2 separate regions of the Mus musculus genome follow, and region 2 is linked to region 1. A link is a loop called in an ENCODE intact Hi-C map of the cell type or tissue named here. Cell type or tissue: left cerebral cortex. All regions are shown on one strand.

The links. Peaks named below come from ENCODE experiments on the same cell type or tissue, not always from the same donor. Only the 100,000 strongest peaks of a DNase experiment are listed, where the experiment ranks them.
Region 2: a loop joins it to region 1, with 3 times the contacts of the local background. A loop is called at or near these places in 2 of 42 quality-filtered maps.

Annotation. Positions count from the first base shown.
Region 1 is chr14:99,371,126-99,379,125 of GRCm38, reverse strand. No RefSeq gene overlaps it. Among named protein-coding and RNA genes, the nearest start is that of Klf5, 76 kb to the right of the region's middle. In left cerebral cortex, no CTCF peak of the experiment used is centred here; DNase peaks (open chromatin) are centred at 2,037, 2,318, 3,014, 3,318 and 1 more place; H3K27ac peaks cover 323 bases.
Region 2 is chr14:99,741,115-99,749,114 of GRCm38, reverse strand. No RefSeq gene overlaps it. Among named protein-coding and RNA genes, the nearest start is that of Gm22970, 29 kb to the left of the region's middle. In left cerebral cortex, a CTCF peak has its summit at 3,679 (motif pointing right); DNase peaks (open chromatin) are centred at 268, 719, 3,754 and 5,063; H3K27ac peaks cover 1,143 bases.

The sequences.
Region 1 (8,000 bases):
AGAAGCAGACTGTTAAAAACAAGCCCCACTGTAAAGCCTTAAGATCCTGTTTCTCTGGCTTTCTCAAGCACATTAGCAGCCAAGTGTACTCAATCCAGAAGAAAGGGTCTTAGAAAAGAAGGACCTACAGAGATTTGCTCAAGGTCATAGTGCAATTGAGGCAAAGGTAAAACTACCCCGAAGTTATCATGGCTTTGGAAGCAGGATTATCTACCATGTTGAGGGACAGAGACCAAGTCATTCAACTTACTGATGGCAGGACAGTATCTAAAACCCAGAAGAAATAGCAAAGTTGACAGACATGTTCTGTACTGTACAAAGGCACTTGACCCAAGGAGCAAGCAGAAATTGAAATCTACCCTGCACTTCCCCAGACAAGGTGTCTGTCTGTCTGCTCAGGTGGAATCCACTGGCCTATGATCCACCCGGTTCTGGTTATGGGGAAAAGAGTATCTTTCATCCCCAGAGAGGTCTGCAAGACCAAAGACCAAAGCAGCTTTGAAGCTCAAGTCTCTTGGCTCCTTTCCTGTGACTGAGCAGGATTGATAAGTTGTCTTTGAAACACGGTAAAAGAAAAACTTAAGAATGTTTTGTGGTTTCCAACTTCTGTGGTATACAGTGTATACCAAACAGAAGCTAATGAGCCTGATTTCCAGGCTAAAAAGTTCCAGGATACTCGTATGTGACCATGTGACATGTTCGTCATGTAGTCTAGCAGATTCAAATCTCCACTTAAAAATCTTTTTATTTTTCAGTGCTGGAAATTCAACCCAAGGCCTTGTACATGCTCAGTGAGAGCTCCACCTCTGAGCTATGCTCTGTGTCCTCTTTCTTCTTGTTTTCATTTTCTTTGTTTGTTTGTTTGTTTGTTTGTTTTTGAGACAGGGTCTTATTGAATTGCCCCAAGCTGGCCTAAAGCCTACTCAGTAGCCCAAGCCAGCCAAAGCTTTTACCTCAGTTCCCAATGACCTAGTACTGAAGAACAGGCCTGCACCATTTTGAATGTTTTAAATACTTTTTTAAAGATGGTTTTGCACGTAGGAAGATGACAAAATAACTCCTCAAGAAGTACAAATGGACTGGGCACAATAACACATGCCTATAGCACTAGCTGAGACTGAGGCACAAAGACCATGAGTTCAAGGCCAGCCTGGGCAACTTAATGGAGACTCTCTCTCAAACCCAGGCCAGGCATTGTAGTACAGGCACCTTTGATGCCTGCACTCAGGAAACAGAAACAGAAGGATCACTTGATATCAGGGCCAGCCTGGGGTATGTAGTGAACTCAAGGGCTTCCTGGATCTTATATAGTAAGATCATGCATCAAAAACCAAAATAGGGAATTCAGGAGTGTAACTCAGTGGTGTAGTACCATGTTCTAGGATGCTGGCTCAATCCCAAGAGTGGTGATGATGATGATGATGGTGGTGGTGGTGGTGGTGGTGATGGTGGTGGTGGTGATGGTGGTGGTGGTGGTGGTGGTGGTGGTGGTGGTGACGACAATAAGAATAGTTACTGTCTCCTTCATAATTGTCTCCTTCATAACTGGAGATCTCAACCAGCCATGTTGTGATTGGTCCTATATCTAAGACCACATGTGAGATGAAAGGACAGAAATGTATGTCTGTTGGTCTCAGAAGACAAACTGCCAAAACAAATGTGTCCCGTAGCTGTTGGCCACCCAGCTCCTTATTTTCCAGGAGAGGTCAGCATCTCGGCTGCAGGGTCCCCTGGGGTTAGCACCTCAGTGACAGCTGAGCAGTAAGCCCTCCCTCTCCCATGCACCCAGCACCAGGCTGGCAGCTTCAAGGTGACAGGAGAAGCTGTGAGCAGCGTCCACATGGCGGGGGAGAAAGAAGGAAGAACTGAACGTTGTGCCTGATGTTTCCAACTTAGATAACTGAAGATTCAGCAATACTGTAAGCCAAGATGGAGAAGGATGGAGAGGGAGAAAACTGCTTGTTTGTTTGTTTGTTTGTTTTCCATTTTGGTTTAGGCAGATGAGGGTTTTGAGACAGAGTCTTATATAGACCTGACTGATCTGGAACTCACCATGCAGTCCGGGATGACTTCCAGCGAGCACAGCTATCTGCCTCTGCTTCCCATATGCTGAGATTTTGAAATTTAAAAAAAAAAAAAAAAAAAAAAGAATTCTTCTTTGAAAATACATTTTTTTGACACTGGGTGTCATACAGCTCAGAATGGCTTCAAACTCACTATGTAGGTAAAAAAAATGGCTTTAAACTTCTGATCCTGCTCCCATCTCCAAAGTGTATGCCTCTGAGATTACAAGCATGTGTCAGAATGCCTGGTTCATGCAGTGCTGGGGGCCTGACTCTTTAGGAAGCTTGGAATACGTGAGATGCTAATTTGAGAGCCAAAAAAGAACATAAACAGGTTCTAAGAAAAGCCCTATGGGGGACGGAGGTGTGTGTGTGTGTGTGCGTGCGTGTGTGTTTGTGGGTGTGGGTGTGTGTGTGCATGTATGTGTGTTTGTGTGTGCGTGCGTGTGTGTCTGTGTGAGTGTGTGTGTGCATGTGTGTTCATGTATGTGTGTTTGTGTGTGTGTGCATGTGTGTGTTTGTGTGTGTGCATGTGTGTGTGTGCATGTGTGTGTGTTTGTGTTTGTGTGTGTGCATGTGTGTGTGAGTGTGTGTGTGTGTGCATGTGTGTGTGTTTGTGTGTGTGTGCGTGTGTGTGTATGTGTTTGTGTGTGTGAGTGTGTGTTTGTGTGCATGTGTACATACAAGTAGGCATATGAATACCCATAATCGCACGTTTTCTACTGCTTTTGATGGATGTCTGTTAAATGACCACTCTGACACGAGTATGAGAGGAAAGAGCCCAGGAGGAGAAACAGTAAGAGGCACATTTTATCCTGACCACCAGAATGACAGTACATCATAGCTGAAGGAATTTTTAAAGGCTGTCTGCTTCCTGTCAATATCATATGAAGAGATTTAAGCTGCGATTCTGCCTGTTTCTGTTGTCACTCCCCTTGCCACGTGAGCTCCCAGGAATGGGTAGACAAGGCTTCCTAAAACCAGACTCTGATTCGAAAGAACTTTCAGATTCACCTAGGATATTCATATGCTCACATGTATATGTGCATGCTTACACACACACACACACACACACACACACACACACACACACACACACACCACATCACACCTCAGTCCCCCATAGGACTTTTTTTTAGAACCCTTTTATGTTCTTTTGTTGGCTCTCAAATTAGCATCTCACGTATTCCAAACTTCCTAAACAGCCAGGGATGGCTTGGTCTCCCACTACAACCTGCTCCGAGATGGGACAGCACACATGTGCCAGGCACCAGGCCAGGTTGTGTGCGGTGCTGGAGATCAAATCCAGACTTTTAAACAAGCTAGGCAAGTGCTCTACAAACTGAACTGCACCCCTAACCCTTGTTCCTTCTCCACACAGCCTCGATCTAGCACTCAGTCTTCAATTTCTTTGTAGCCAGCTCTCAGATCCAAACCTTGAGCTACCTGACTCTTGAAAGACATCAGTTACTCAGGGTTTCCGATTCCCCACCAACAACATTCTGCACGTGGAGAATAAGTGAAGGGAATAAAGAGTCACAAAAAGGGGAGTCTGAGGAGATGGCTCAGTCATGGAGAGCTCAGTGTTCAAAAATGAGACTCCGAGTCTGAATCTCCACATCAAACAGAACTGGGTGTGGCTCTGCAGGCTTGGAAGCCCAGCCCAGGGGATTGGGGAGCAGGGGCAGAGACACGCAGATCTGAAGAGCTCACTGAAACAGTTTAGCTGAAGCAGTGAACTCCAATTCAGTGAGAGTCCCTATCTCAAGGCAATAAGGTGGGGGGAGGGCAGGAGAACTCCTGAGAGCTTGCTCTGCCTTCCAAGTGCACACCTGCACATTCACAAGTGTGAGTCACACACGTGTGTCATACACAGTACACACTGCAAAACTATAAACAAATAAATTATAAATAGATATGACAAACAGATAGATAGTCACAAAAAAGAATGTTAGTAATACAGCCTTGACTCTGAAAACAAAGACTAAGCCCTGAGTCTTCTGTTTAGCAGTCACAGAAGAGTTTTGTTCTTGTCATTCTGTAGTTTGGTGCCACAGAAAACTGAAGGTTAAAACAGAAGCGCTCCACTGACCACTGAAAGTCTTGACACCTATGTAAAACCTCCAGCATGGGGCCCTGCACAAGTGAATGCTCTCTCCATTCGTGTAGGCTCTTATTATCCCAAGAACCCATGGGATTCATGCAAGCAGAAAGCAGCAGGCTCCCTCACTAGGTAACTAGAATGAATGGTGCATGTGTGTATGTTCGCATGTGCATATATGGGGTGGTGCAGAATTGAAATGAAAAAAAAAAAAAAAAACAGATGCAGAACAGGCAGGAGTAGAGTTTCAATGAGCTTGCCCAAACTCAACTTTGCTTTTCTATTGCTTCTGTCTTTTGGTTCCATTCTGATTTCCTTATGTGGCTCATTCTGGGGCACCCTGTGGGGACAAGATGGTTTTCCCAGCATTACCTTTATAACTTATTTTTTTAAATCCTTCAAAGACAAAGTGCAAGTCTCTCAGAAGTACAGCTTTAGGGCAACAACTCTGGCATGTCCTTGGGTCTGTATGGATCACAAGCCCACCACTGAGCCTATTCTTGTGGCTGAGGGACAGGTCATAAGCTCAACTCCTGAGCCCATGGCTGAGGGCAAGGGAATCTGTCACCCAGAGATACTCAGACATCTGTTGTCAGAAAAGTAATTCTTGGAACAGGGGAATCGAGTGCCTCACGGAACTGTAGGTCACAGAATCCCTTCCAAAGGTGAAAATTCAAAAATTGCCCACAAAGGAAGAAGATGGACAATGGATAGCTAGATAATAGAATACAGATAGATGATAGATAGATAGATAGATAGATGATAGGACAGGCAGACAGACAGATCATTGATAGAAGATAAGTTGATAATCACTGAACATATGGGGATATAGGGAAAAGGTGGTTTAAACTGAATTTTAAATAGTGCAAAATCAGCAATATAAGTGAAAGAAGCTGAAATACACAAACACACACACACACACACACACACACACACACACACATATATACACATATACAGTGAAATCCTTAAATCCTAAGAGTGGACAAAAGTCATGCTAAGCCAGAAAGGAGAGGAAAACAAGCCACCCATGAGGCAGAACATAGGTACATTATTAGTCATGGGAATCAAGTCACAGTGCACTCAGAGGTGAGTCAGCGTGCCTATGTCCACCTCATCAAAGCAAGCATGCAGAACATGCCCTCCGTGTCTGCTGCTTGCTTTCTCATCTTCTAAGACCAAATACGTGTAAACTCTTCAAACTCTGATCTTAAAATAGCCTTTGCGTTTTGCCTTTTGTCTTTGATTTTGTTTAGGTTATGACCTCTCTTAGCAGATGCCCAGAGTCCAGTACAGAACTGCATTGTTTTGTTTTGTTTCAGTTTGATTTTGGTTTTTCGAGACAGGGTTTCTCTTTTAGCCCTGGCTGACCTGGAACTCACTCTGTAGACCAGGCTGGCCTCGAACTCAAACTTCCGTCTGTAGTTAACAACGATGTTTTGTAGCTGGGTGTGGTGGTGCATGCCTTTAATCCCAGCACTTGGGAGGTAGAGGCAGGCAGAAGTCTGAGTTCGAGGCCAGCCTGGCCTACAACGTGAGTTCTAGGACAGCCAAGGCTATACAGAGAAACCCTGTCTCAAAAAAAAAAAAAAAAAAAAACTACAGTCACTTCGGAATTCTTTTTTTTTTTTTAAAGAGAAAATTGTCTATTTAGCCATTGAATTATGTGCCTCATAAATATATTTGTCAATTTTATCTTAATAAATCTGGGAAAAATGAAAAGCATGTGTTGTTTCTACAGGAACATTCAACATTTAACACAAATGTTTAAAGCAGCAAAGACACAGGAAAATTAACACAGAACTAAGGACATCCCTGAACCTGTGTCCTCACCCTTCTGCTCCTGAAACTTCTCAAAATGGGGACACAGTTAAGAACTGCGTAGGCCAGGCTGGCACGAGACTCGAGGTTCTTCTGACTCCAGCTCCTGTGCTGGCACTGTAGGCATACGCCACCACGTCCAGCTTCTCCTGAGACCTTTAAGGACTCTTCATTCACACTCACACACAGAACTGTCTCTGTCTCTTATCTTCTAATGATAGGTGTGTGCCTGCGTGTATGCGGCTGCATGTATGTGTGTACTGTGACTTCGGTCATGCTTTAATAATCTGTACTTTATTAATACCATTCATAATCATAACCATATATGTATGTGTGAATCTATGTATTATATAGGATATATATGAACACATATATACATATTCATACACATACATACATACACACACACATATATATATATATACATATATGCACATATGTATATATATATACATACATCTATACACATATATGTGTGTATGTAGGCATAGTGGTGCACTTGTAATATCAGCCTTTGGGAGATGGGAGGATCAGAAGTTCACGGTTGTCCTTGGCTCTATAAGTTCAAGTCTGGGTTACATGAGACTCTGTCTCAAAAACTTAATGTGAGAAAACCATGCAGGTATATAGAGATCTCCAAGTTCTTCCCCAACCCACAGTTTTGATACATCTGGGCCACATGCACCGATTAGCAAAGGTGGTTCTGTGTCAGGCATAACCAACGTCTCTAGAAACTGTTTTCCAGCCTCTTTCTCACTCTCCTCCGATTTCTCATTCAACCCTGTGGGAAAACTCTCCCGGATATCTGATTTACGGCTCCCCTCTGGTCACCTGCTCATTATCATGGCACCTTCTTTTTTATTTAATCACAAGTGGAGACTAATTTACACACACACACATATCCAGATAGTGCTGGCACATGCCTTAAACCCCAGCACCCAGCACTTGGAGAAGGGAGACAGGTGGATCTCATTGAGTTTGAGGCCAGCTGGCCTACAGAGCAAGTTCCTGGATAGTGAGGGCTACACAGAGAAAAAAAAAGTGTGTGTGTGTGTGTGTGTGTGTGTGTGTGTGTGTGTGTGTGTGTGTGAGAGAGAGAGAGAGAGAGAGAGAGAGAGAGAGACAGAGACAGAGAGAGACAGAGAGAGACAGAGAGAGACAGAGAGACAGAGAGACAGAGAGACAGAGAGACAGAGACAGAGAGACAGAGACAGAGAGACAGAGAGACAGAGAGAGAGAACAATATCTGTCCAGTACTAGGAAGGAAGAAAGGAAGGAAGGAAGGAAGGAAGGAAGGAAGGAAGGAAGGAAGGAAGGAAGGAAGGAAGGAAGGAAGGAAGGAAAAGAAGGAAGGAAAAGAAGGAAGGAAGAAAACCTATAAAGACGTGCTCCTAACCTAGCTTCTTTTGCTGAACACCACAGGATGGTTAAATCAACCAGAACCTAACTGTGTATCTCAGGATGGCCTTGAACTTGGAATCCTCTGTCTCAGCATCCCGAGTGCTGGAATTACAGGTAGACACTGCAGTGCTGGCTCCAAGCATGCTTCCCACCATCTAGATCTCATGCCACAAAGACACACCACAGAGACATCTTGAAGATAATTTCGTGTTAGACTCCTGTCAGCCACCAGGCCTTCCTTTTACAAATTTCTGGAAATTATTGTGAGAGAAGGTGTTAGATTTGTTTCCTTCTTTTTCTTGGCAGTTTCCATGACTTTATTTCCTCATAAAAAGCCCAAGTTGGCCTACAGATGACAGCTGTCTCCGACTCACACCTAACACAGTGTCAAGAGCAACCTTTTCTTTTTCTTGAATTAAGTTGGAATCTTTTTCATCACCCAGAGGTAGCTGATTACTTAATACATTGTGCAAACCAGAGCACACTGGAATAATAGGCTTAAGCCAATCCTTCCTTTAAAAACAGGGATACAGGAGCAATACATCCCTAACAAACAGAGCCTTGTCCATAATAGATGCTCAATAAATATTACATCATCGTTTGGCTCTGCATGC
Region 2 (8,000 bases), 370 kb before region 1:
TTTCTTCCCTTCTTACTGAAAGCCATACCTCATCCCTTGCTGTGTGAGCAAATATTGCTACATTTTAACATTTCTTATTTATTTATGTGTTGGGGGGGCTGCCTCAATGTATACTATAACATATCATCAAAAAGGGTAGAATATCGTGCCAAAACTCCTTCTAAAGACAAATATTGCAGATTTGATTAATGCCTTTTCATGATACACTTAGAAACACAGCTCGTTTCAGAGCATCTGAAACAGACACAGGGGAAAGAAAGGCCTTAGGAGATGCACGCCTCTCCATGCCTTCCCACACGCATCTCAGGAGTCTGCACCGTCCATTATTCTTCTCAGTTATATGTGTTATGACTCCTCCACATTTAACCTTTAGAGGTGTTCTTTCACATTTGTAAAATGGGGGTGCTGCCTAGGAATGCCTCTTTTGAAAATAAGTAAATCCCAGTGCTTATGTGACCAGCTGGCTCTCACAGTCAGCCTAAGGTAGATTGAAGCTTCCAAGGGCATTCCGGGCCTGTCCAACGTTCGAGAGAACCATAGCATCTTGACCCGCTTATGGTTTTCTCTTGAGTACCTCCAAACAAAAACAAGTCTCTGTCTTCCAGACAGTCGGGATGAAAACAGCGTCGAGGACGAGTGATTCAGGTCCGTGAGGTAATTGAGGAAATGTCATGGCAACCGAAATGAACATGAGCAAGCTTCCCATTTGCCTGCGCCAGCAACTTGGCGGGTGGGGGTGGGAGGATGTTTCTGGTTGCATTTTGCTGCGATTAGACTGGATAATGGGGCTGCAAATTGTATCCAACCGAAAGGACTGACTCACCCACAGCAGCAGGGAATGCTTCAGCAGACAGCCCCTGGGAGGACGGAAGAGCCACCGCGAACCAAGCAGAACCTGTGCGTGCATGCAAACCTGTAAACATTAACGTCCTTTCCCGTCTCTGGCTGGATAATGCTTGGGACTCATTTTAAAACGTTTAGAAGAAAAAGTTCCTCATAACTTCCCATTACTCTAAGCCACTTCATGATTTATTTATATATATTAGGGTGCAAAGTGATTTGGAAAACTTTGGCATCTTATCCTTATGACTCACGTTACCCGGGACAGTAATGTGATTAGAGGGTACTTTCCAACTGTTTGAGGGCTTCAGAGAAGTAAAGGGTGTGTGGGTGCATAATGCCATGGTAGTCCCTCTCTTATGTCACACACCCCGAGCCTCTTGTGCTGAGTTTTCTGTAAGGTGCCTGGTAGATTTGGTGTCTACTGAATTGTGGTGGATTGGACACTTGTCCAATAACCTAGGAAGTGTGCCCCATCCTCTGGAAGATGTGAGTATAGTGGCTTTCAAGGTTAATGGCAGAGACATATGTTAATACGGTCCTTGTTTTTTCCTCTCAGTGGTTGGCACATCACATGGCTCTTCGTCAGAGTACAAATGAAGTCACCCCACATTTGACATAGTTTGCCCCCTGTCTGGCGATAGACTGGCACACTCCACAAAACCCCACAAAAGCACAACAGTGTTCACTGGTGCAAAGGTGTCCCAAAGGCTCCTCATTTGGCTCAATGCACTTACGGTGCATTCTAGACTATAAAAGCATGAAAAATTAAACACTCCAATGACAGATAATTTCACAATACATAAATTTACACAAGATAATTCTCTCAAGCCATAAATGGCAAGAAGAAATCTCTTGAAAAATCTTAGGAAAAAAAATTATCCTTAAGATCCTTTATCTTGTTATGTTACTATAGTAATAGAATCCCAACCTGCTCAGGCGACTTTCAAAACAGGTCGGAGCTTGACACTCTGTTGTAAACCCCTAAATACAAAGAAAAATCGTGTTTCTTTATTGGAGTTCAAACTCTAGAAACCTGACAGCTCTCAGAACTTTAAAGGAGACCGACTGACTTCTGTAAAGGGAAAGAGTCCTGACAATTTTAATTCATGCAGTAGTGCAACTAAGAGCCTCTTTGGTGATTTATGAAGGGCATGTTTGTAGACTGGGTTTTGGAATTTTTTGCATGAAAGGTGAATTTGTGCACAGAGTACTCTGGCATCTTCAAAGACCCGTGAGTCTGGCTGCGGCTGCGGCTGCATTTGGTTTGGAAATGTATGAAAGAAACAGTGCCATGCCTCAAGAACACGTTTGAACTGTCATTTTGTTTTGATGGGTAGATGTGGTGGTAGAAACGACTTTGTGTGTGCTGTTCTGTGTATCTGCATTTGAGGTCTCCATCTCATAGCCTTAGAAGCTTCTGGAGAGCTGCGATCACAGCTAGTGAACATACTACGAAGGCAACCCAGCCTCCAACCTTTTCAAATGCTGCTTTGGTTTATTCAATGACATCACAATTCTGCTTTGTCTCAAATGCATTGTGAAGTGATAAAAAGACCGTGAAGGAGGTCAATTATAGTCTAGACTAAAATGGCTGCCCAATTCCTGTCTGTCTGTGTGTGTGTGTGTGTGTGTGTGTGTGTGTGTCTGAGGGGGGGAGGGTTTCTGAAATCAAAAAGTATAATCTAATTAAAGATTCATCCAGAGCCCAATGACAAGGTGGTCCATGAGCAAGAGTTATGGTGTGGAGTGCTATGTTGTTGCTAAAGATAGATGATCAGATTGCCCCCAGCCCTGGGACAAGCAGTGGCCCCAGATTCCTCCAAGCTCTTCCTTTTGGGAGCCACTTCCTCTGCTAGAACTCTATCTTGTATTGAGCCAATATAAGAAAGATGTCTGGATTTATAATATTCACCTTTGAAACCGAGATGTGCTTCCCCCCCCCCCCCCGCCAATACTTGGCTAAAGTATTAGTTATGACATGGAAAGCTAATACAGAGGGGAAAGATGGGTGTGATGGGTCCAGTAACAGGTTTTTCTTGATGCCTGTCAAGTCATTACATAGTATCTGTTCTTGCTTGAAAATAGCAAGACTTAGGTGATCAGGGAAGAGGATGTGGCCCTGTTCTGAAGCACTGTTTTGGTATAAGAGGCAAAGAATGCTTTGTCTAGTAACAAATGAGTGGCCACCAAAACTGCAATAATTAATGTGAAGAAATCCTATGAATTATTTGGAAAAGGAGAAACATGTGCATAGTATCCATGAAAAGACTACATTTTAAATTTCACAAGATTAGTACCACAGATTTTCTCTTTTGCCTCAAGCTCCACCATGGCTAGTCATAGCAAAGTTAACTTTATTCTGGTGGCATGTTGTGGGGAGACAGTCCGGGGGGGGGGGGGGTAAACCCAGAACCTTGTACGTGCAAGTGTGTCACCACTGAGTCACATCCCCAGCTTCATGGTAGTAACTTTAAAATTTTCATATAGCTCATCACGAATAATTTCATAGAAAGTTTAACTAAAATATATCTCATTAAAGTACTATTTTGTTACTGAGATTTTATTACCCCCCCCCCATAACTTTGCCTGAGAGATAAGTGATTCATGCAGCTGACACTGGGTCCAGTCCTGCTGTGAGATCAGTGATGATAAACAGGAATAGAGGGGAGAAACACTTGTGCGGGGAGGACACGGTGGTGAATATTGCTTCCAATAATGTCGGATCATTAAGACTGAGTTTTCCCAGAATGATAGAGAGATAAGAAGCCAGAAAGGGAGCAGTAGGTCAAAGAATTTTGCTGTACATTTAGAAATCCTCACAGCCACAAGAGGGCATCAATCAAAACCTTGGCAGAGTATGTGCTCCAAGTCAGCACAGAAAAGCATATGGAGAGAAAAATAGAAGGAAGTGAGGAGTAGTCTGAATCACGAGTTCTAACTGCTGGGCTCCTCCTTGGGGGGCTGCCACATCCGAAGCACAGAGAGTTCTAGAACAGCGCTTCTCCAACTTGATCGGCAGCTCTCTATGAAAAGCAGATTTTTGGATCAACTGTTAAAAGATCTTATTACAGCAGATCTAGGGAGGACGATGAGACCTTGTGTGGTTAACAAGTTCCCAGAATGTACCGATACTTGTCATCCAAGAACCAAATGTAAAGCCACAGGCTTGAATAAATACATAAACTCTTTACAACATAGCACCTTGGAATTTATGCAGTAAGATAGCCTATGAAAACATCAAATCATATGTCTTTACCACTATAAACTCCTCAGGACTAAAGCAATCATCCCATCCCAATCATCTTCCTTCCAAGACTGAAGAGTAGTCATGGTGGGTAAAGCTGGTTAGAGTGGGATTCTAACCAGAACATGGCAGGGACTGGAAACTGATGAGCCGCCCAGTCCAAAGGAAGTGAACATCAATTAAAGCACAGGGACTCACCCTGAGGGACAGAAGAGGACCAGGAACCTGGATCACATTGGATCCCATGACAAAAAAAATAGTTTCAGGGCTGATGTTCTAAAATTTGGTAAGAAAAACAAATGGAATGCTGGGAAATTCATTTGATTCTGAAGAGGAAAAATGGAATCCATTGAAACAAGTGACATGGGTCAGGTATAACTTCAAACTAGCCCTTATCTACTAGGAAAACTGTGTTATATGAAAACAGAAAGTTGTTTGAAGACCCCCCCCCCAAGTTAATTGTGACTGAAAATATTGGGACTCCCTGAAGGTTGATCATATTTGAGTAAGAGAGACTTGAGGAACAGTGTTGTTCTCTATCTCCCGATAGCCTTTAAATCTTGGGGTCTTTATAAATCTCAACGTAGTGAAGGTAAACCCTGCATGTCCTCAGCCTATTTCCTAACCTGAACTTCTCTACCTCAGAAACACAGAAGCCGAAGCGATTCTTCCTTGAATTAACAAAAGGCAGATGAGGGGGCACTGGCATTCAGAGTGTAATGGAGCAAGTCACCTTGTCTCGGTTAATAAAGACCGTGTGTTGACACGCTGGAGTGATCTGGAGCAACAGCTTGACACCAGTTAGCTTAGAGGAATATATAGAACCCAAGCTGTCTCCCCCCCACCACCAAGAATTTGCTGAGGAGCCATCTGCTCCGCTCCTGCTGCCTTCAGCTCGAGGTGGTACAACCTGTTTCCCAGATGACAAAGGATGAGTGAGTCGACGAGGAATTATATAATAGTGTGGAGCACGCCAAAATGCTACAAACCAAACAAACACAAGGTCCTCTCGTGGTAAGACATGGTGCCTCGGTAGGACCGCAGCATAAATGAACATCTACAACGTCTGAGCTCCATTTATAGTGCTACAGAAAAGAGAGAGAATAAGATTCACAGAATACAACATGATTCACAAACCGAAATAACTTGTCAAAAGCAGGGACTCCCAGCCAGGGTGTGTCCACGTGTAAGTGAGTGCTTCACGTTGAAACCACCAGTGTGCCACTTTAGAGGGTAGAGCCAGTGCAGCTCGACGATTAGGGTAAGTGTTTTATCTGGGAAACCCTGAGAGCTACTTGCCCAGTGAGAACCCAACTGAAAGGCACCCTCTGGGGATAAAGACTGGGAGCTCTCAGACAACAAGTCTGCTGGTGCCTTGGCCCCAACCCTCAGAACCTCTAGAATGAGGGGGAATAAATCTGTATCATCTGCCAGATTCTGAGTTGCTAGTATTTTGTGATAGTCACCCTCAAGGACAAAGACTGGAGGTAAACAGTGAGCCCTCGCCATCTCCGGTAGCAGGTGCTATTGAAAAGACACTCATGGGCCCAATCTGACACACCATCTAAGGACTGCTGGAACCTAGAAACACTCAGCTGTAGTATGTGCTTCCAGTGGCTGCTTTGAGAAGCCAGGGAGAGTGCTCATAAGTTGTCATGAAGAACAGATTGCTTATAAAACTAATCATGCTTAATATCTGGCCCTTTACAAAACGTTCTTACCATCTCTTACTCCTTAAAACTGGGAGCAATCAGGGAATCTATGCCTCTAAATTTGCTTCAATTGTGACAAATTTGGATTTCAATTAAATCTTAAAATTTGTAACACCTCAGGATTTTCTGGTCATAGGATTCCCATGAATGGATTTAGGGAAATATCAATATTCCTGACTGGGGGTGGGGGGACAGAGAGAGAGAGAGAGAGAGAGAGAGAATCTGATGGTGTCTTTTGATCTGTTTTATGGGTTCAGACCTCACTAATTGCTCAGAAACGTCAGAGCGTCCTGTTCTTTGAGCCGAATTCCAAGCTGACCAAATGATTGCAGTGCCTGACCACAGCCACCTCATAAAGCATAAAACAATGCATTGCCTTTGCTCCCTGCCTGGCATAAGTGGCCATAGGTAAGAGGAAACTTGGCAAGTTTGTCCTCTCACTCCATTGTAAATCCTTGCCTTGTAAATCTCAGCTGAGGTAGCCAGCTGTCCCTCTCTCTTAGTCAAAAGGCAACCTGGTAAGAAAACACCTGAAAGTCACTCAGTAACGTACAAAGACCATCAAGATCCTGGAAGCACTAGCGATACTTATGTCACATAAATATCCTTTTCTTTCATTCATTTTTCTGTTGATATTTAGCTATCAAGATATAAAATAATGACAGCAAACTGGCTAGTAGCTTTCTTTCCTTCAGAGTCAGTGGTCCTGGGCTTAATCTAAACCTCCAGAACTCCTCCACCAAAATCACCTAGAGAGCTTAAGGAAGAACAGAACCTGAAACTCTGTCCTCGGCCTGGGTCACATCTGGATGTAAGTCCCAGGAAGAGCCATTTTCCAAGCACATTTCTTCCTTCATGACCCTTGTGTCAATGAAGCTTAGAAACCATTGCCCCACACTGTGTGTCGGTGTTCATGGTCCTTCCTCCTGCACTTGTGTCTTGATGAGCAGAACAGGATGGCTGGGGTCAGTCTGATGAGTAGTTACTGGTTCCTTGAGTTGCTAAGGATCCCAAAGTTTTCTCACACCTCTACCTGATAGACATTGGCTTTTCTGTAATGTTTCAGAGTATATAAGACATGTGTACATTTAATTTTCCCATAAACTACACAAGGCCTATTATGAGGTAATTGATAGTATGTTCTAGGAAAGTCACCACTTTATTTAATTGAAAAGGAAGTCCTTTAGGACAAGCATGATGGCACATACTTTTTCTCCCTGCACTCAGTAGGCAGAGACAGGTGGATCTTTGTGAGTTGAGGGCCAGACTTATCTACATATTGAGTTCCAGGATTGCCAGAGATACACAGTGAGACACTGACTCAAGAAAAAAAATTAAAGAGAATGTTCCTAAATCCCATATCAAAGTGTTACAGGATAATATAGTTAAAGATCAGAGTTTGCAGGAAATGAACTATAAATATCAAAAATTATTAGTATCTAATGAGAAAATTAAGGCTTGGAGATTGGTTTTATTTGATAGATTGGCTATAGATCTTAAAGTTGGCAAAAGCAGGGATTGTAATCCCATATTTTGGGGTACAAGACTTTCTTGTACCAACGTTAATACATCATGGCACAAGCAAGGCCTCTGTGGAGAGAATTGGAACCATACACACACAGTGCAGGTGAAACTAACTAGTTACAGATTACACAGGACTGGAAGCTAGCCCATGGCCAACTGTTACTGACTGAAAAAAAGTAAAACCATAAACAGAAGTTTCATGTCTCAGTAATGCAAACTTAAAAGTTATTTCTTGTCAGAAATATACTTGGTCATCCAGTGAGCACTATGTCCTTTTTTTTTTTTTTCCTCTTTAACAAAAGTTGATTGGAATAGAATCCATGAAAAGTCCTCAGATCCAAAATCCTAAGTCACAATAGAGTGGTGGTATTGAGGAGAGACTTCCCAAGCTTAGATGATAGATGTTCTCCAGAGGGCTGTGGGCTAAAGGCTTGACTCTAGGGTGTATCACCAAGAAGGCATGGGATGTAGAAGGGCATTTCTCTATTGTTGGAATCCTTTCCCTAACAGATCATAGGATCCCAGACCTGTTGTCTTTCCTTTCTGCTTCCTGGCCCTGAGATGAGCCATTTTGTGACACTATACACTTTTTCCATGTCTTCCACCCACGAGGCACTCCTTTACCACAGGCTCAAGACTATGTGGCTGATTGTTTAGCTGCTGGAATCTCCATAATT